4 separate regions of the Mus musculus genome follow, and all the other regions are linked to region 1. A link is a loop called in an ENCODE intact Hi-C map of the cell type or tissue named here. Cell type or tissue: heart. All regions are shown on one strand. Links, peaks and the distances in the headings refer to the core of each region. The heading gives the core; the rest is flanking DNA. Region 1 holds the start of Dtymk (deoxythymidylate kinase). Region 2 has its middle 17 kb from the start of Bok. Region 3 holds the start of Pask (PAS domain containing serine/threonine kinase). Region 4 holds the start of Stk25 (serine/threonine kinase 25 (yeast)).

Region 1 (5,258 bases), core at 1,259-5,258:
GCCTCTCTGGGTCTTTCTGCACTCAAATATCTCCACAGCCAACAAGGCCAGCAATTTAGGGCTAAATTTTATAAAACTTGCTGTTCTAAGCCTATAACTTCCTGAGCTCACCAAGACATTCCTATCTACAGCTTGACTCCAGCGACCCTGTCAGCTACTTAACCTTCTACCCTCCAGTCGCCCTCTCTACTCTCAGATAGAGAGACCTTTATCAGCAGTTTCTGGATCTATATTTACCCCATGCCTTAATCTTGGGAGCTATATATATATATGTATATATATGTGCGTGTGTGTGTGTGTGTGTACCCCAACTAATCAGTGAGTTGTAGAGAAATAGGGCTCTTGCCAACGCATGGGTGGCACAGGGCAGGTGGAGAGAGCAGAAAGGGGCCATCACACAATGTCAGCAGTGAAATGAACTCTCCTTGAACCCTCCTCAGAATGCCCACTGGATGGACATCAGAATAAAGATAGTTCACCTTGGAGTCCCACTGCCCAGGCCCAAGGAGAAAATGGGCGCCCCACTGGCTTGATCTACCTCCCTCCAAAGGGTCTCAATTCTTCCACTATAGAGTGGGAAATAATCCTCCTCCGAGTTCTTGCTGGGAGCCAATCTCACGGTCTATAAATAAACGGAGTTGCCAATTTCTGGGATGTCAAAGGTCAACCCGTTATACAGAGCATCCTCCCTTACCGGGCTGGCTCGTGATAGCACGAGTTCCCTCGAAAAAGGCACCCCACTAGCCTAGAGTTCCTTCCTACAGCTCCACAAGCAAACACAGTGGCTTTGGCTCTACAGAGGGATTTGAGCACCACAAGCCGCAGGTGAAGAAGGGGCGGGCCTCCCCGCAACCTAGACCGAAGTAGAGAGGCGGGAACAGAGGCGTGGTCAGCGTCGGGGGTGTGGCCGAAGCGGAGAAGGCGGGCTGAGCCCCAGGCCACACCCCTCCGTGACGCACCTGGAATTGGCGCGGCGGAGGCGGCGGGACCCCGCGCCGCGCCCCACGCCCTCCATCTGCGGCCCCGCCCCAGACCCGCCGTGAGCCCCCACAGTCCCCATGATCAGTCCCCATCCTCCTCCGCATCCCGGAGCCTCGCACGGATCGCGGTGGGCCGGGGGCGGCGGCGGCGGCGCGAACCCGCGCGGGCGGCGGCTCGGCCAGAGTGCTTACTGTCCAGATAGTGCTCCAAGTACATGGCAGTCGCCATCTTCGCCTCGGCCACGCTCGGGGTCTGCGCGAGCGGGCGGTGCCGCGGACTCGGGGCGGGGCGGCGCCGCGCGCTCACTATTCATGAGCCGCGTGCTCCGATTGGCCGGAAAGTGGGCGGGGCAACTCAGGGGCCACCCCTAGGCTTCCGGCCGGCTGTGGTCGCCAGGCGGCGCTGTGGGGCTTGCCCTGAGGGAACGCGGATGGGCGATGTGCTCGGTTCGCAGTTTGCAATGTGGAAGCTCTGTCTCTGGCCCAGCCGGATTCCAAGCCCTGGCAGGGGACTCCGCTTGCACGTGTGCTGGCGCCAAACCTGCCAGCCGACACCTGCCGCTCTTCCCGCGTTGTTCAGACACCCGCTGCCTGTGGTTTCTCCTGGCTGACGGGGCCTCCCGGAAGGAGACCCCCTCACAGGCATCGGTTAACTTCCATGCTCTTTGTGGCTGTCTGGTCCCGAGGGGGGCGTGCCCACGCTGGACCTCGGTTGCTTTGACTCGCACTTCGTGAAGAAGCCACGCACCCCTCGATGCCTGCAAAAATACATTTTACATTCCTACGGCAACTCTGTTACAGTTAATGAAACAATATAACTAAAATCCAGGGTTTACCAGAGTCCACTCTTGGTGGGCTCTAATATTTCTGAGAAGTATTAAGTATCCCCCTTATAGCATCCTGAAGAATATTTTTCACTGCCTTTAATTCTTTTGGTCTATTACAATAGCGCGCGCACACACACACACGCATACTTGTAACCAATAAACGTTTTAGAGTCTCTGTAGTATTGCTTTGCTAACATGCCATGTAGTTGCATTTTACAGTACACAGTCTTTTCAGACTGGCTGCATTTATCATTATACAGTTCAGGTTCCTCCATGTCCTAGTAAGTAACTGATAATTCACTTTTTACTTCAAAATTATTTCACTGTGTAATTACCAGTTTATCAGTTTGCGTGTTGGAGGACATCTTAGCTGCTTCCATATTTAGGCAAATGTGGCTAGAGCTGATACAATCATTTGTGTGCAGACATAGTTTCCAACCCATTTGGGTAAATATTGACTTCATGTTAAAAGTAGAGTGCTTTCTTGAGAAACAGCCAAGCTATCTTCCACACCGTTTTTGCCTTCTCCTCTGCACTGACAGTCTCCTTCGCTCCACGTCCTCACCAGCATGATGAAGGGTTAGAATTGTAGATTTGGGCTATTCTCGAAGAGGTGAAATTATCTTAATTCATGATTCCTAACAATATGTTTGTGTTGCACATTTTTACATATGTGTCTGGCATCTGTGTCACTTCTTTGGGTGTTAGTTCAAATGTTTGCATAAACCTTGATCTACCTCCCAAATGTTGGGTTTATAGGCTATGTCACTCACTATATCCAATTTATTCTGTGCTGGGTATGGAATCTTTGTTCATTAGGCAAAACATAACCCAGCCCAGCCTTTGACTGCGGATCCTTTTTTCTCTTCCTCTAGAGTACTGTTGTTTGGGTTTTTGAGCCTGGGTCTCACAATGTATCCCTGGCTGGCCTGAAACTATGTAAGTGGCCTCAGACTCACAGAGATTTGCCCGCCTCCTGCTCATGTATTTTCCCTGACTTTATTTTGTCTGTAAAAACACTGCTAGGGGGAAAGGAATTTAAAAGGGGGGGGGGTGGTTTCAATTCTGCCCACGCTGCAAATAAACCCATTTCCTTCCACCAACTTACACTAAAACGACAAGGAAAATTCCTGAGCGGTTCGAAAATGCTGCAGAAAGTACATCTTGGGGGTCGATGTTCCTATCCTTAACTCCTTTCAGAGCCTGATCATCACATGGCTCCTGTACGCGCGCAGGTGTGTGTGTGATAAGAAACTTTTAGAACCCTTCAGTAGCGCGCTTAGGGGCATAAAAATTTGATTCCGTTACAGGTCTCGAACTTCCACGTGACCAGAGCCTGCGCAACCACAGTCCTTAAGATTGGTGCTCTTCGGGAGCGGCGAACGGAAGTTCCGCGAGTTGGCGCTCGCTAAACTGCAGACTCCCGGGCCTAGATTACGTCACGTCCGGAAGCTGTTCCCCGCAGGCCACAGAATTCGTTTTCCAACCGGAAGAGGGCAGGGCTTCCGTGCACGCCGGGCTTCTGCTGCATCTAACATTGGCGGGAACCTGGCAAGTTGACCGGTGCTGTGCGGGCGATGGCGTCGCGTCGGGGAGCGCTCATCGTGCTGGAGGGTGTGGACCGTGCTGGCAAGACCACGCAGGGCCTCAAGCTGGTGACCGCGCTGTGCGCCTCGGGCCACAGAGCGGAGCTGCTGCGTTTCCCCGGTGCGCGGGTGGGCCTGGAGAATTCCCTCACTCTCTCTTTGGGTTGTAGTCTTAGTATCTTTAAAAGCTTTTAGAACATCTATTTATTTATTATTGTGCATGCGTGTGCTGGCTAGTCTATGTCAGTTTGACTCAAGCTACCTCAATTGAGAAAACTGGCCCCACCAGATTGGCCAGCAGACAAGCCTGGAAGACATTTTCTTCATTGGTCATTGATTTGGGAGGGCCCGGCTGGTGGAGATGGCTTAGTTAATAAAATACAGGCTGAAATGAGAGCCTGGGTTTAGTTTCCCAGGTTAAAAAAAAAAAAAACCTAGTACGGTTGCTTATCCAACCGCTGGAGAGGTGAGACGGACTCGTTCCTGGGACTTGTGAGCCAGCCAGTTCAGCCAAAACTGAGCTTCAGGTAGAAGCTCCTCTCTGAAAACACAAGGTGGAAAAGTACTGAAAAGGGAACATAAGGTTGACTTTTGGCCTTGCGCCCTGTACACTGGACACCAACCCCTGATCCTACAAATTAAGTAGGTTGGGAATTGGAACAACCACTTTGCAGGATATTTTAATTTTCAAACCAACCAGTCAAAAGTCTTACAAGTACTTTTGAAATCAAGACTTGCACGTACATTACTTCCTTTTCTCGGGGAGACTTCTTTGGCTTCAGAGATGGTCCAAAGCTGTCTGGAGGTTGAAAGTTAGGTGTAGGTGCAAGGAGAGAACTTAAGTGCAAACCCCTGTAGACTTCAGGTGAAGAGTCTGACTTCAGTCGAGTGTATCTTTGTCTTTCTAGAAAGATCAACGGAAATCGGCAAGCTTCTGAATTCCTACTTGGAAAAGAAAACGGAACTAGAGGATCACTCCGTGCACCTGCTCTTCTCTGCAAACCGCTGGGAACAAGTGTAAAGACCTGCGTCGTTGCTCCCCGGTTGTAACATGCACACTTTTGTGTGTGGCAAGGGTGCGAGCACCTGTGTGTGGCATGTGTGCAAACACCCGCACGTCGAGACCAGAGGCCAGCTTGGGAGGTTTCCTCTACCCTACCATTCGACGCCGTATTTGAGATAAAAAAATCGACGTATTTGAGATAAAAAATCGTCGTATTTGAGATAAAAAATCGCCGTATTTGAGATAAAACATCGTCGTATTTGACCATCGTATTTAACCACATCCGGCTTGTTTTGTTTTATTAAAAGGTTTTTTTTTTGATTTGGTTTTTGGTTTTGTTTTTTTGATACTAGGTTTCCCTACATAACAGTCCTGACTATCCTGGAACTTGCCTTATAGACCAGGCTGGCCTCATAAAAAATATGTATTCGTTTTTGTGTAATATAAATGGCTACCTGTATGTGCACCTCATGCATACCTGCTGCCCAAGGAAGACAACTCCTGTAACTAGAGTTACTGAGAGTTGTAAGCTGTCATGTGAGTTCTGGGAACCAAACCTGGGTCCTTGGCAAGAGCAGTAAGTGCTTTTAACTGCTGAGGCAAGGTTTGTTTTGTTTTGTTTGTTTTTGTTTTTTCGAGACAGGGTTTCTCTGTATAGCCCTGGCTGTCCTAGAACTCACTTTGTAGACCAGGCTGACTTTGAACTCAGAAATCTGCCTGCCTCTGCCTGGGATTAAAGGCGTGCACCACCACACCCGGCTTGTTTTGTTTTATTAAAAGTTTTTTTTTTTTTTTTTTGGTTTGGTTTGGTTTTTGGTTTTGTTTTTTTTTTGATACTAGGTTTCCCTACATAACAGCCCTG
Region 2 (5,258 bases), core at 388-4,387, 130 kb after region 1:
ATCAAATATATAGTGTGTGTATGTGTGTGTGTATATATATATGTATATATGTATATATATACATATATGAATGACATGTATTTGTATTTTTGTGTATCTAGTGTATATCCAAGTGGTGAGTGTAGTTTGTGTGTACTAGGTGCAACCATGTATTTTGTATTGTGGTAGATAGGTGTTTGTGTCTATATGTGTGTTATCTGTATTTTGCATGTATGTCTGTGATTTGTATGTAGTTTGAGTACATTGTTATGTGTTTGTATGTGCTGTGTATATTATTTGTTTATTGTTGTTTGACTGTATGTAGTGTGTGTGTATATGTGTGATATGCGGTATATAGTGCTGTGTGTCCAACTGTGGCTGGTGCCCTGGACCCCAACTCACAGTACACGGATAGTAGAATCTATATGTTCTACTTCCATGTCTCTTTTCCCTTGACATCACTTTTTGGATCCACACTAGAGAAGTCGATTTCTTGGCTCCATCTTCCCCTCACAAACTTCACTTACAATCCTATATTATTTGAGTTCATAATTCAAAAGCTACATCTAGCCAGGCAGTGATGATGCACCACACCTTTAGTCCCAGCATTTGGGAGGCAGAAGCAGGCAGATTTCTGAGTTCCAGGCCAACCTGGTCTACAGAGTGAGTTCCAGGAAGGCCAGGACTACATAAAACCAACCTGTCTCAAAAACCAAACAAACAAAGGAACAACCCATACCCTTCTATTCCCACATCTATATCAACACAATGTACCATGTTTTTCTGAGATATCTATGATGCTCTGGAGTGCCTGGTCACCCTTTCAGTCACATTTCCCAGGAGTAGGAGCAGGAGTGATTTCCTCCTTCAATGGAACTGGTGTTTCCTATTTACTTTGACAAGTTGGCCTTAATTCCCTGGTATTAATCCCCAGATGCTTAGCATGGCAAAGAGGCTCTGCAGAGGGCAGATGAAGACAAGCTTAGGAGTTAGGGATGGTCCTGGATCTTCACAAGAGAATCTTTGTGAGGAGGAAGCAGGCAGGCTGGGACTTGAGATGCTTCAATGGAAGTAGATAGGAGAGATGCTGTTACAGGCTTTGTAATGCACAGAGAAAGGGTCTGAGACATTGGATGGGGGAAAAGGTCCTTCCTCAGGGAAGACAACAACCAAGTAGGGATAAGCCCACCCACACCAGAGTAGTTCTGAAAAGAGAGAGAGAGGGCACCAGGCTGAGCCTCCCAAAGACCCTTCAGTCCCTTCCAGCTAGGGCTAAAGACTGCTATCTCGGGAGAGTCTGATGATACCCAACCGTCAGTCCAACTGCCATGCTCAGAACATAAGAGAATAAGGAATTTGTGTTACACCAGTAGGTCTATGGTAATTTGTTACAGCTCTCCTAGAAGATGGACAGAGTGATTTAACTGTGAGCACGAGTGCTCACATCACTACACGCGTCACAGCTCTTGTTCCGCAGGGGAGAGGGGATGCTTTGGGGCACTTTGGGGTTGCTCTTGTGTCCCTCCTCAGAGGTAAACTGCTCATATATAAAATGTTGTGTCCTGGGGACACGGACATCTGCCTCAGTTCCCACTTGCAACCTGGACCAAGCCAACCTACCAGGACCAGGATCCAGGATCCAGGCTTCACTGGGGGAAAAAAAATCCTCATCTGCAAACCCAATGCTAGTTGGTATATATCCTTGCCTGAGGCTCCGCCTCTGTGACTTGTCCCTCCCCACCACTTTCCTCACCACCACCCCCCACCCCCCGCCCATGACCACAGCCCCTCCCCCTGGAGGATCTGCCTTACAAAGATCCTTGCTTGGGTTGGGGTGGGGAGTTGTTCACCTTCCATAGGGTTCAGGCCCTACCAAGATCTGCCCCTACAAATGGCTGAGCTCCATTAGGCTCTGCCCCTCGCTCACAAGAATCTGTCCTATGCCAGAGCTCCTTCACCCTACACTGCCCTACAGCCCGCCCTTCCGATGTTCCTCACCTTGTGACAGTCGGAGAGCCGAGATTACTAAAGTCTGGAGATGGAAAGGGAGTGTGTACGTGTGTGTGTGTGTGTGTGTTTTCTTCCTCTAGTGCCGAGGCCACTCCTCCGCTCCCTCAGAGCGGCAGGAAGTGTACACTTGCCAGCCGCGTGCTGGTTGTCAGGGACAAAGAGGACCTCTTCGGTGGCTACGGGTCCTCTTGTGCCCCCAGGCGGCCAGTTGTCCCAGAGAAGCACCAGGTCCCTTAGAAGTTGAACCTGGGGTCCAGGTTTCATCTCCCTCTAGGGAGCTGGATACATATTGCAGTGTGTCTGCGCTGCTCCAGTGAGTCTCAGGGGCAGGAAACTGGTGGCCCATGCTTCCTGTTGGGACTTTAGTTTTTCCCTGTGGATAAACATTCTTTTCTTTAGTTTGTTCCTGGTTCTGAGAGTTCACACCCCGCGGCAAAATATATACTTTAAAACAGAATTGTTCTGAGATTTCAAAGTCAAGGCCAGCAGTCACCTCTCACCCCACCTCCACCCCCGAGTATAACAGTAAATCCTGGGTACACTCCACTAGGAAGTTTAAAAAGCACACAAAATTAAAAGCCGCAACTGCTGTATGATGATAAGGACTCTTGTGGCATATTTCACATCCAAAAGAAGATTCTTGCTTATGTCAAACACCTGAGGCTCCAAAACCTGACTTTACACTTAATGTAACATCCGCATTATGTTCCTCTGGCCTTCCCATTTCTACAGGCCGTGTGAAATTCCATCGCACAACTGGGATTCTTGGCTCACTCTCCCTAGACAGTCTGACCTTGTCCTTGATGTTTGATAAACCAGGCGGAAGGAAGCACGCATCATGGATGGGGAGGGGGTTGTCTGCCAGGACTCTACACTGCTGCAGACACTGGACTCTTTGATCTGGAAAAGACCACGAGTTCGCTGCCCTTTTCAGTCCCAGGAGAGATAAAGGGTTAGCAGTCACATTTCTACCAGTCTGAGGGGAAACAGACACAAAGAGAGAAACAACTGGCCTTCACAACGTGAATAGGTGGAGAAGTGGAAGCCTGGGTAACCTGCAGAGACCCCAGGAGCCCGGTAGAGGGTGAGCTGGTAGGAGGAGCCAGGTAGAGGGTGGTGCTGGTAGGAGGAGCCAGGTAGAGAGCCGGGGTTGGTGGGAGGAGCCAGGTAGAGGGCTGGGGTTGGTGGGAGGAGCCAGCAGCTCTGCTCTCGAAGTGGTCCTATAGGGCTCTATCCTGACACCCAAAGGGAAACTATCACATCTGGGGCATTCTTCCTCCCTGCTGAGAGGTCGCAAGGACAGTGACAACGGCATTATGCCACCTATTTCCAGTCATTCCCAGGCTTTTCTCCTGCGCAGCCCTTCTGCAGTCATTGTTCTGAGGGAGCCCTTGATCCCACTGATGGAATAGGAACATGGCTGTGTGATTGGGAGCTCTTGGGAGCTGGCTCCTCAGTCTACACACACACACTCTGGCATGCACCCACGCACACGCATGCAAGTACACAAGTAATTCAGAAAGTCTTTTCTGGGACTCTTGTCTGGTTAGAAGTGAAATCGCCTGGCCTAGGAGAAGGAAGTCCAAACACAGGGCAGGTGCCTGCTGTCTTCTCTTGGTGTCCTCACAGAGCTCTACCCCAGCATTCTCATTATCTCCCTGGGAGCACAGGCTTCTCCAATCCTCATATAATTCAACTGGGCCCCAAATGGTCAGGAAGTAGTCAGACGTACCCAGGCTGCCCTTGTTACAAATCCCAGCTACAGCAGGAATTACCAGAAGAATTTTGTCCCAGCACATGGGCCACACAGTGAGATGTCACAATGTGGGTGGACACAGGGCCACTACTCTAGCCTGCCACTGGCTCACCTAGTGCTGTCCTAGGGTCCTTAGTCTACCAGTTGACCAGAGACCCATACTCAGACCCGTCATGACTGAACTCCTTGGCCCTCATTGCCTTTCCCTGGGCTCTGCCCATCAGTTTATTCTGAAAACTCACTCTGGACCTGGTTCTCCCTTAGATCCCAGAGCTGAGCTGAGCAAGGCTGTAAGCAATCTTAGTTTCTCACAGGGAGCACTGACTTTTTACGCTATTTTAGTAAATGGCTCTTGAGCCCAGTCTCAGCAGTGTAGCTGAGTCCCGAACCTCTCCTGGGGCATGGTCTAATCCTCTCTCCAATCCAGTGCCATACTAGCTCAGCCTCCAGGTTCAGTGAACTAAAAGTGCCCAGAAGGTGTGCTACAGGAGAGAAATCTCTAAAGATGCTATGGCTTAGGGGACTGAGAACCTCGACCAGCTCCTGGGGGCTGAGAAACAGCACAGGAGACCAGTGGTACAACTGTGAGGTCTGAGGAGGAGGAGTCAAAGGCAGCTTTTAAAATCATTAATCAGGGGAGTCAGGGCCCCCAAGAGGCAGTGAGGCAGATAGGTGACTGGAAAGCACTATCTGATGGCCATGGGGCCCTGAGAGAACAAGCAAATGGAAGCTGCTAATGTCCCAGTTGAGGAAAGTAAGCAACAAGGAAACCCAGGACTGAGCTGCCTGAGTTGGTTCTGGTCTCTCCTGGCCTCTCCCTCATTTCCAGGCTGGACTGGTGACATAGATGCATGTCGTAAAGCTGAAGAAAGGAAGTGCCTCTTGAATAAAGAACCCATAGGCATGCTCCCAGACCATGGAGGGGCCATCTGTCCTCACTGCATTACAGTTCACATTTTTAGCTGGGGTGACCCTCAAGTGCTACCTACCATCATGACCTCATAGGACTCCTTGAGTGATGTAGCTCATTCTAGGGAGTGAAGAGAGTTCATGAATGAACACCCTATGGGCATCTAGATTAGGTGGAATGGTGGGATAGAGTGCTATAGATCAGACCACTTAGCTATATTACACCTCAAAGATCTGGCACAGGGTGGGTGACTCATATGTGATGCCATTTGACTTATAACAAAATGTGCAGGACCGAGGCCAAGGGACCTAGCAGCCCCCGGCCTTAAGCCCTTATGTTTTCTCAGTGGAGTCTTTGTTCATAAGAAGGACAGGTTTATACCTAGGCTAGCTAATGAAATTGAGGCCTTGGTTTCTCTTGCACTGAGGAAGGTGTGTGTTTATCAAATATCCAAGTTTCTCTCCCTTGTTTCCCACAGATCTGTTAGGAGGGTGCCACCTCATTCTGGACTAAGGTAAACCAGATATCCCTCTGACTGTGATTCCCCTCCAAGTCCTCTTTCCATATCTAGTTCAGCTTCTACAACAGAGGAGTGAATTGGAA
Region 3 (5,258 bases), core at 650-4,649, 460 kb after region 1:
GAATTCAGTTTATGAACATTTGAATGTCTTCTACATCCAATAGTATTTAAGATACAGAGACAGTAACTGGGAGGCCACATGGAGACAATTAACATGCCATCCTTCCCCTCTGAGAACTTGTAAAGAGTTGACAAGTGTCAACTGAAATCTGGATCATCTACAATGGGAAACACTAATGACACCAGATACAGAAGTACCTTCCAAGAGGCTCTCACATCTGATGTGATGACCCTTCTCACATCTCACTGTGACCCTTCTGCCACATACCTTCATTGATGTCTCACTATCCATTTGGCCAAGATAAATGGTTAAATTTTCAGGCCCACATTCCAAAAGAAATCAAGACTAGCTAAGATGAGACTGTGGGCAGAGTGAATGAAAACAAGAATGTCTCAAAAAATGGCAGAAGCCCCAGGTAAACTGCTGGTGTTAAATAACCACAGGATAGAGTTAATCATGCAAAGTTTTTTGGAGTAAATAAAACAGATTTTGAGTTATGAACAAAGCAACAATGAAACATGGCTCTGGCAAATGATCTTCCTTTCTAAACCTCAATATTCCCCTCTGTAGACCAGAGTTAGTAGAGTACCTTCTCCTGTCAGGACCAAATAAGAAAGGACACAAGAGTAGCTCATGTGTATGACACGGAGAAGAATGTATGAGTTACCAAGAGGCACTTTACAGTCTGTGATCTAGAGTTAGGAAAACTAGGTTCTGTGTTACAGTCTCTGTATCTCCCCCTGTGCCTCTATCCTCAGGGCAGTAGAGAGGTTCCAGAGCCTGCGACACTGTGCAAGAATGTGACTACAAGGCTCTAGGTAGAATAGGCTAGCAAAAGGCAATGAAATCTATCAAGACGAGGAAGGTTTGAGTTAAGGCATTAGCAGTGATAGAGAAGGTGGCAAAACATGCTCAGCCTGGTCTACACAGGCCAGCCACGGAAATGGCAAGAACCTGTCTTAAAAGACAAAAGAAAGGCATTACAACGACAAATCCAACCCAACCCAAACCAAGCCACACAAAAACGCCACAAAAAAAAAAAAAAAAAAAAAAAAAAAAAAAAAAACTCCAAAAAGACATAGGCCATAGAAACCTAAGTGTCAGCTGGTAATGACATGTGTGGGGGTGGACGAGAGAAACAGCTTGGCTTGTGTATTTGCCCTTTAGTGAGGAAGGAGGGGAGAGGTGTATTGGAGGAGGAAAGAGGGGGCTAGGAAGAAACATTTCCTCCTTAAGAAAGATTCAAAGGTTAGAAACAAAAGACCTCTAGCACGACTCCTTCAAGTCTCTCTAAGAGCGTTCCTTGTTGGCTCTTCTCAACCCCCATTGCATGACTGCTAATTTAGGTCACCTTTCCATACTCCTTTGCTTCTGACTGGTTTTCCTTTCTCCAGAATGATACTGGTCCTCCCCACTGGACCCCAGTCTGGATGACATCTAGTGAGTTTTCAGGGCCCATCTCAGGGCAGCCCCACTGCTCTCAAACTCACTGGTCTTTTCTTCCACATCTCTGCCCCTTGCTCTGCAACCTTCTTCCCTAGTACTCCTCCCAGAAAAGTGAGTGACCTTCCAAAAGTGAATAATCCTCACCAAAATAGTGGAGTCTTTCAAAGACATTTAAGATTTGCCTAATGCTACAATGGGTAGGGTTAAGTACATGTACATATGTACAAGTCTGTTCGTATACACTAACACACATATATGCACGCATGTAATGACCATGTATCTACACAACTGTATACAAAAGCATGCACACGTGTAACATATATGTATGTTACATATGTATATGACATAATCCAACACAAGGAAAAAAAGGAAGAAAGTTGAATATAGACTAGACTGCATGCCTAGAAAACAAGACAACGCCTTGTAAACTCAATTTCCGGAGCTCCTTTTTATCCATCTCTCTGCCACAACCCATTCGCTTCAAAGCAGACTTTTCCATTCATGCCGCGTGAACAAACTGGACTTCGTAGATTCCCCACGCCTGAAGCCTCAGTTTCCCAGTGAGCTGACGGAGGACGGTTCCCTGCCCCCTCGCCTGTCAACTTCGGAGCTTTAAGACTAGGTTCCTATAGCCACGGCTTCCTTGCCAATCTCCCTGGGCGGGCTCGCGCCACGTTTTTCCCCAGGGTCTTGTCTTTCTGGCCGCTACCGCCCTCGGGACGGGACTCCCGGGCTCCGAGCCTCCCTGGCTGTCCAGCCATATTGGCAGCTGTCAGAGCTCTGTGGCTGTGGCCGGAGGCTGGAGGCCGAATTCCGATCCCGCAAGAGGCCGTGACCGCCCAGCCCGAAGCTCGCCGCTCCCCGGTCACCCACAGGGGCCGCTCACCCTCCATCATCTCCTGCGACTGTTGCTGCCCCGCGCCGCGCTCTGCCGCCATATTGGCTGCTCTTTCCCTTTCCGGAATCTGTCGCCTTAGGCCATGGGCCAATCAGGATTCCAGGTCCAATAGGCCAGCCAATGGAACAAAGTATAGAAGCGCGAGCTGACAATGCTTGCGCGGGCGCAGTGTTTCATGGGGATTGTAGTTCCCACAGGCTCCGGCTCCACCTGGGTTAGGGGTTTGATGAATGAGTAGAGTCTAGGCGAGCACGAAGAAAGCAGACATCCCGGAAAGTCTTTAGGCAGCATGGGAGACACTTCAAGCTTGCGGATTCGCTCAAGTCACTATGCCAACTTCGGAGGCGTAGAGGTACTGCGGACAGGAGAGTTCTACAGGCCACAGGTGAAGCCGACTAGACTTGCACCCCCGACTTCGGGAGCCTCACTTCACGGTGAGCCGGTAGGCGAGGGAAACCAGTTTATTCTGCGCCTGCGTGCTGATACACTGGTGCCACAGGCCACCTTTAGGGGATGCTTGGAGAAGGCGGGAGGGGCCGCGGTCCGGTCCTGGGGCTCACGTTTGCGGCCTCCAGCCCACGGCGAGCCACTGTGTCGTCCGCTTCTCACTGTCCTCGCCTTGGAAAGGTGGCCGTCGTAAGAAGGGCTGCACGTCGCTCACCGTCCTCGGTTCTCCCGTAAGAGTAAACTGCAGTCACTTGGAGTGGGGCGTGGAGGGGGGGGAAAGGCGCGAAGAAATCGGGTCTTTTGGCTCCTCCGAGGCTCTGTAGTGGGTGTCCGGTGCGTCCCTAGCAACTGTTTGCGCGCGCTCAGCTGCTTGCTTTCACTGAGGTCCGCCCATCAGGGTGTCTGGTTGGTTCTTGGTCCCTTGTTATGCTGCCTAAGTCGTTCTGCGATTGGTCGGTGGGCCAGAAGCGCGCGGATCTTCACGTTGTGAATCCGACTGAGACTTGCGCCAGCCTGGGGTGAGACACCAGCCTTCGAAAAACCTCCGGGTGGCGGCGAGTGTTAGTTACGCATTGTCGTGGAGTGGCTCTGGCCCTTTCCTCGCGCGCCCGCACTCCCTCCGCCCAGCCCCGGCCCCAGAGTGGTGGCGGGTTCTGGCCGTTTGACCCGCGCTCAAGAGCCGCCAGCGCCCGAAAGCCTCTGATTGAACTGGAAGCTTTGCTTTAAGGTTAGACTAGCGGGCCAGTGAGCTCTGGGGAGTCACTTATCTTCACCCCCTAATTTCGGGATTACAGTTATGTGTAGCCACGTCTGGCTTTTTATGTGGTTAAAGATTTAAACGCAAGTCCTCATGCTTGCATAGAAAAAAACTTTTAACAAAGGGAGCCGCCCAGTTCCTGTAATTACTTTTAAGATAAAAATTTGTAGCATTAACAATTTAGTTTGAAGAATGGTATTTTTTATATAAATTAAGATCTCATATCAATATATTCTGAGGTCATACAAGGTCTAAAAAAACAGTAAGGTTTTGTGACTTTGGCAGTGTATTTAGAAGCCATAATTACATGTCCTAACTTTGTCAATAGGTTGGTTTTAAAAGTAGAAAAACCACGGTATGATCGTATCATTGTTTGCTGTAACAGTAATTAGTGCATTTAGATACCTAGAGAAGATGCCTGTACATCTTTCACATTAAAACACTCTACTTGAAAACTGCTATCTAACACCTACTCATCTTTATTTTGTTTGAGTCTGGTGGTGTCACATATAGCCTTGAACACTGTCGCTACTCATCTCTTATTTCATAATGAGTTGTTGCTTTTTAGGATCACATACTGAGTGCATGTGCCTGTGTATGTAATATGCAGAATAGTGAAGGCAAATAGTCATACTTTATCAGTCAGTGGTGGAAGGTTTGCCCAATAGGTGACTAGCTCTGGGTTTAATACCCACCTTCACACAAAAATACCAATTGTCAGGCTGATGGTGTCTTCCTCTCTTCCCAGCACTTCCAACGACTCTGGAGACCTTGCCTCAAAAACAAAACAAAACAAAAAACAAAACAAACCCCAAAAGGAAACAAAGCCCTACAGTTTGGGCCCAGCATTATGGCTCAGTGGGTAAAGGCACTTGCTGCCAAGGTCTGACAATTTTGGACCCACATGGGTAGAAAGAGAGAAGTGACTCCTGAAAGTTGTTTTCTGTCATCCATGGTTGTGCTTTCTCTCTTTCTCTTTCTCTCTCTCTCTCACACACACACTCCCACAATGTAATAAAAATGCATGAAAAAGTCATGCATTATAATGAAAATAAAATGAGGTTGTAAGATGGCTCAGCAGTTAAAAGCTGTTGCAGTTTTATAGAAGACCTGGGTTCTGTTCCTAGCACCTACATGGTGGTGTCTGTAACTTCCGTTTCAGGGCATCTGGTGGCCTCTTCTGAGTTCTTCAGGCTCCTGCATGCACACAGTGCCCATACATACACAGGCACATGCATGTGCTTACACACACACATACACATATTAAAACAAACACATTTAAACCCATTAACTAACTTAGGAAGTAAGAGACTGTGTCATTTTGCCTCTTAAGTTTAGTGCTCTACCAGACTCCAGGGAATTGTCTGCCTGAAGTATGGGTCTTCAGTCTTGTTGGACTCTTATCCTGTATATTGTATTTTTTAAGCAGTGTATTTAGATTTTATATATATATATATTAATTTAATATATATATATATATATATATATATATATATATATATATATATAAAAGGAATCTTGCTGCAGATAACCTTTTGTATTTTGAAGGTTTTTACTCTATACTGCTAGGATTGGTTCTTGTACACAATTCCTTTGTTCTTACTGATGATTGTATCAGAGCTTTCTTCTTGATGAGTATTTAAATTGTTTTTTCTTTTGGACTGTTTTCCCTCTTTCCTTCCTTCTCTCTTCTTCTTGCCTCCCTGGCTT
Region 4 (5,258 bases), core at 438-4,437, 170 kb after region 1:
ACTGGGATCGGAAGTTCCCCCTTCTCTTTCTCCTCTGAGCAGTTATTGGCTGAATCAGCTCTTTAGAAACCGTTTTAGGGTTTTACTGCTGTGAACAGACACCATGACCAAGGCAACTCTTATAAGAACAACATTTAATTGGGGTTGCCTTACAGGTTCAGAGGTTCAGTCCATTATCATCAAGGCAGGAACATGGCAGCATCCAGGCAGGCGTGGTGCAGGAGAAACTGAGAGTTCTACATCTTCATCTGAAGTCTGCTAGCTGAATACTGGCTTCTAGGTAGCTAGGGTGAGGGTCCTAGGCCCACTCCCACAGTGACACACCTACTCTAACAGGGCCACACCTTCTAATAGTACCACTCCCTGGGCCAAGCATATACAAATCACCACAGAAACCAATTCCAGGTGATGGGAAACAATCTTTATACATCACTGAGACAGGAGATATTCCAATAATCATGACAATGACAATGACCATTGTGGATGGTGCCATCCCTGGACTGGTGGCCCCAGTTTCTATGAGAAAGCAGGCTGCACAAGCCATGAAAAACAAGCCAGTAAGCAGTACCTCTCCATTGTCTTAGCATCAGATCCTGCCTCCAGGTTCCTGCCTTGTTTGAGTTCCTGTCCTGACTTCCTTTGGTGAGGAGCAGTGTTGTAGATTATAAGCCAAATAAACCCTTTCCTCTCCATGTGGCTTTGGTCATATCATCACAGCAATATGAACCCTCACTAAGACACAATGAATTTATTATTTTATATGTATAGTCATTCACATCCACAGATGTTTGTGTACCACTTGTGTACCTGATGCCCACAGAGGCCAGAAGAGGACTCGGATCCCCTGAAATTGGAGTGACCAATAGTTGAGAGCCACCATGTGGGTGCTGGGAACCAAGCCTGGTTCCTATGCAAAAGTCTCCAGTGCTCTTAACAGCTGAAAAGAAAATCTCTCCAGACCCTTGGGAAGTGTTTTATAGATAAACTACATGGAAGTCTTCCTAAACAGCCAACAACTCTTCAATATCTATTTGACCCAAGAACAAAGCAATAAACCAATACGAAGTTTAATCTCATGAGTAGGGCTTTTCACATGAAGTCTGATGGTTCATATGGATAACCCCAGCATTTGGGAGGCAGAGGCAGAGGCAGAGGCAGAGGCAGAGGCAGAGGCAGAGGCAGAGGCAGAGGCAGAGGCAGAGGCAGAGGCAGAGGCAGAGGCAGAGGCAGAGGCAGAGGCAGAGGCAGAGGCAGAGGCAGAGGCAGAGGCAGAACTGCTGTGAATTTGAGGCCAAAAAGGGCCACATAGAGAGTTTTAAGCCAGCCTAGGCTACAGAATGAGGTCCTGTCTTAAAAATCAAAAATAAAGGCCTACAGAGATTCCTCAATCATTAAGAATTCTTGTTGCTCTTCCAGAGGACCAGAATTTAGTTCTAGCACCCATGCCATTCAGCATATGACCCTCTGCAACTCCAGATCCAGGCCTTTTCAGATCTCAGTAGGTTCCTGTTCACATTTAACATACACATATATGTACATAAATAAGTCTTAATAGAGTTGGCCTTGCCTAATTTCAGACTTTTCTATAGGAGGGATAGGTAGGCTGAAGGCCATCCTACAGATGATCTTTTTCAGGGGCAATAAAAATATTTGCCCCTATTGTTGATGCCTTGGGGCGGGGGAGGGGAGGAAACCAAGGTGCTTCAGGATCCAGGGCAGGGCTGTTTGCTGGAAGTCTATTTTCTTCTGGGGAAAAACACAGCAAAGAAAACCTAATCAACATGTAGTAAAATTTGGCGGTTAAAGAATCTGATGCAAGGTCTTGCATGCAAGGTTTAAGGTTCCAGGATGGTGCCCAGGAAGAAAATCCACCAGAGAACAGAAACAACAAGCCTTTATGAGTTGGGGAGTAGGGACATTATGGTGGTTTGCACTGAGCCGTCATAGGAATGGACACAGTATGGAGCCAAATCTCCCTCCCGTGGAACACTAGGAGACTGCATAGAAGTGGACATTGCTGACTAGTCACTCATACTGAATTCACAGGATGAAAGGCATCTTCCAACCTTTGGAAATCCCCGCTGGACCACACAACTCTTCCCAGCGCCAGGTCATGTCCTGGGGACCTACGATTAAACCTTTTCAGATAGGGAAACTGAGGCAGGAGAGAAGCACTTGTCCAACAATGGGCGACTTTTCTAAGGGCGCGCGTGGGCGTACTCCTTGTGTGTGTGTGTTGCTAAGCGCAGACAAGAAGGTCACACTGCGGTTAAAGCTGGAGCACCAGGATATGAGGGTAATGTGGGTTCGCACTCCAGGCACACAGTATGGGTCTCAGAAGCTTGGCAAACAGAACTGGGAAAATGAGAGGAGGGCTGAAAAAAAAAGAGAAAAAAAAGCCTAGAAAACGTCAAGGCAACTGCGCACGCGCTGCACCCGTCACCGCGCGGCCTGACAGGAGGGGCAGCCCAGCTCGGGCATATCTCAAGGTTCGGATCCAATCTGTGGCGCATTTGTGCCTCTCCACTGACCGCCCACCGCAAGTTCTCCTGGGACTTGTAGTCTGTCGCCATCAGGGCCCCGGAGCACTTGCGTAACACCTCATCCTACCGCGCAGCCTGCTGGGACTTGTAGTCTCAATTTTGCGTGCCCGGGGTACGGGGCGGGCTGCGGGACTCCTAGTCCCACAGAGCTTCGCGCTCGCCACGACGCCCTGCTCAGAGCCGCTGCCTCCACCTCACGGGCTGGGAGGCCTGGGCGTTCCGGGAGACCGAATTGCGGTGTGAGCCGCCGTGGGGACTGCGAAGCGGGCCCGGAGTCCGAGATGGAGCCGCCCGGAGGTGGGCGCTGCCAGCGGGCCTCGCCTGAATGTTGGGGAGGCCGGGCACGCCCTGAGGGCGGGTCGGGGGCCCTGGGCGCGGGACCGGAGGTCGCGGGTGGAGGGACGCCACGGAACGGGTCCCCCTGGCCACTGTTGACCGAGCGGCCTGCGGTTTCTCGCAGGTGCTTGAGGCGAGCGGGCGGAGCGGCTGCGACGGACTGGTCACGTCAGCGGGGACATGGCTCACCTCCGGGGCTTCGCGCACCAGGTGAGTGTGGGCGTCGGCGTGCCCCGAGTCCGTGGTTCGCTGTGGAGCGGATTTGTCCACTTGAGGCGGGAGAGGGGCGGAGGCCGTCTGCCTCGGGGCGCGTCTTGGGGCCGTTGGAACTCTGGCCTGTGCCGAGCCAGCGCCTGCGGAAGACGTGAGCCCCAGGGAACGTCTGCGGGGCGAGCGCTTCTGCTCGGGAGCTGCTGGGGGCAGGTGCAGGAACCTGCCCTGGGCACAACCTGCTTGACCCAGGCTCGGAGCACCTTCCCAGAAGATGGACTCCACCTTCCTTGGCTAACGGGATGGAACCCCGACACGGGACCGCACAGGAGATGAGGGCTGCGTAGGGTCAGAGGGTTCGGTGGTTTGCTCTCTGGACCCCCTTTCTCGCCTTTATTTTATTTGTGGTGTTGTTATTTCAGAGCAATATGACAGACAGCTAGTGAAGTGGAATGAGCTGCCTTGGCGGCTGATTTTCCTCTGGCTTTAGCTGTGGGATTTGCGTTTTAAGGGCTTGGTTTAGATAGGCTTAGGCTTGACAGTTGCACAGTGAAGGAATCAGTTCCTGAGGACAGTGCAGCCGCTCACCCCACCCCACCCTGACCCCCCTTCTCCCTGCATCCTTGAGAACTGGTTGTGTAGACAGGAAGCATGTCCGTCCGCTGCTTGTGGGCAGGAATTGGAGGCAGGGCTCCTTGGAGGAAACCAAACCAGCCTGGAAGACTACTCACAGCTGTTGGGGAGGGCTTTTGGCCCAGCTGTCACAGATGGGATCCCGAGCTTGCTAACTGATGCTGAATTAAGCTAACACATTTTTAATACATTTTGACATTTCGCCTCTAATTATATAACATACTAAGAGAGAGAGAAAAAAAATCTGCCTCTAGTTTATTTTTAAGAGACTTAAGCTTAGCTTATGAAGGTCCCAGGATGACAAATTGGAGCTATGAATTGCGAAGGAGTACAGTAATGATGGCTAGGGGACCTTTCTCAAAGAGAAAACACCCTTTTTGTCTTTTTAGGGGCCTGTGTCCAGCCTAGACATACTTGGCTTCTGAAAGTGACACAAAACCTTTGTAGGGCTGCTTTCTCCCAAGATGGCTGCCATAGAGTCCTATGAAATTGCTCCTTTTGTGTGATAAGGCTTGTACTTTCCCCCTGTAGCCTGTGCTTCTGCCTTAGATTACCTTTTACCCGGCCTGTTCCTGCCCATCTCTGGAAGGACCAGATGGTTCTGGGCAAGCACTGTGTGACTGTGTGTGGTAGATGAGGGAGGATGTGTGCTGAGTTGTTCCTCTTGTTTTGGAGAGGTGATACACAGCAGGCATGTTGGCAGAAAGGCCAGAGGCTGTAAGTATAATATCCCTAGGATGGAATGGAGAGCGAATGGGTCTCAGTTGTTCAGAGTAAGTTAGATGGCTTGAGTGATGGTTCATAACACATTCTGTCCAGAAGAGAAATCTGAGCCACCCAGATCAGCATGCTAGCTGTCTGTGATTGGCTGGGTTTGGGACTAGGGCTGCTTCAAAGGTGTAAATACAGAGACCATGCCAGAAAGGCTCCTATCATACTGTTTCTTAGGCTGACTGGTTCACAGCTATAGGTACCCAAAAAACGTAGACTTTGAAGACTAGGGTTCCCACCTTCCTTGCACAAAGTCTAGAACTCTGGCTTTGGGATCTGTTATTTTCTTTTCCTCTGAGGCAGTGTGAGTGAATACCTGGCCTGAAGTATCCTTCTTCGGCTACTGTAGTGGACAAGTTCTGATTCTAGGTTCCCCCAGAAGAGAGCAATTAAGAATTCTCAGTATGGCTGAGCAGTGTGGGAGGATGTGGTGTCTGAGCCTGAGTAGTAGGAAAAGGGCTACTGAGAACTGGAAGGATAGTGGTCCTGGGTCATGTAGTTAGCCGATGGCTTGACTTCTCTCTAACAGGCTTTCTTAGGCTACAAGCACTGGACTGAACCAGTGATAAGACTGTATTGCCTTGAGTCCTCAACTAGACCTTCTGGAGATCTTTGAGATGGTTTTCAAGGTGTCTCAAAACTACACATGGTGGAGCTGTAGCATCTGAGGAGACAGTAGAGGCCAAGTGGTTAGAGAAAGAAGGGTTTGAAAAAGTGTTTTGGGGCCTGCTGGAGCAGAAACAGGCAGAAAAACAAAACAGAACA

Evidence for each region. A loop is a pair of places that touch in the nucleus more often than their neighbours do. Peaks named below come from ENCODE experiments on the same cell type or tissue, not always from the same donor. Only the 100,000 strongest peaks of a DNase experiment are listed, where the experiment ranks them.
Region 2: it touches region 1 in a loop (7-fold over the local background); 8 of 42 quality-filtered maps call a loop at or near these places.
Region 3: it touches region 1 in a loop (2.5-fold over the local background); 2 of 42 quality-filtered maps call a loop at or near these places.
Region 4: a loop joins it to region 1, with 7 times the contacts of the local background. A loop is called at or near these places in 10 of 42 quality-filtered maps.

What each region holds. Positions count from the first base shown.
Region 1 is chr1:93,799,954-93,805,211 of GRCm38, reverse strand. Dtymk (deoxythymidylate kinase) reads left to right here and starts at 3,278. Exons shown (of 5, transcript NM_001105667.1): 1 at 3,278-3,514; 2 at 4,302-4,410. The coding sequence starts at 3,385. It overlaps Ing5 (inhibitor of growth family, member 5), which reads right to left and starts at 1,247. Exons shown (of 8, transcript NM_025454.2): 1 at 1,173-1,247. The coding sequence starts at 1,209. In heart, for the core only: a CTCF peak has its summit at 3,293 (motif pointing right); DNase peaks (open chromatin) are centred at 1,321 and 3,271; H3K4me3 peaks cover 3,181 bases; H3K27ac peaks cover 2,826 bases.
Region 2 is chr1:93,665,804-93,671,061 of GRCm38, reverse strand. No RefSeq gene overlaps it. Among named protein-coding and RNA genes, the nearest start is that of Bok, 17 kb to the left of the region's middle. In heart, for the core only: a CTCF peak has its summit at 2,221 (motif pointing left); a DNase peak (open chromatin) is centred at 2,131; H3K4me3 peaks cover 1,864 bases; H3K27ac peaks cover 2,760 bases.
Region 3 is chr1:93,340,786-93,346,043 of GRCm38, reverse strand. Pask (PAS domain containing serine/threonine kinase) reads left to right here and starts at 3,256. Exons shown (of 18, transcript NM_080850.2): 1 at 3,256-3,518. It overlaps Ppp1r7 (protein phosphatase 1, regulatory subunit 7), which reads right to left and starts at 2,416. Exons shown (of 10, transcript NM_023200.3): 1 at 2,333-2,416. The coding sequence starts at 2,384. In heart, for the core only: a CTCF peak has its summit at 2,317; DNase peaks (open chromatin) are centred at 2,443 and 3,183; H3K4me3 peaks cover 3,303 bases; H3K27ac peaks cover 1,816 bases.
Region 4 is chr1:93,633,129-93,638,386 of GRCm38, reverse strand. Stk25 (serine/threonine kinase 25 (yeast)) reads left to right here and starts at 2,660. Exons shown (of 12, transcript NM_021537.3): 1 at 2,660-2,840; 2 at 3,004-3,089. The coding sequence starts at 3,060. In heart, for the core only: a CTCF peak has its summit at 1,973; DNase peaks (open chromatin) are centred at 2,586 and 3,766; H3K4me3 peaks cover 2,730 bases; H3K27ac peaks cover 2,471 bases.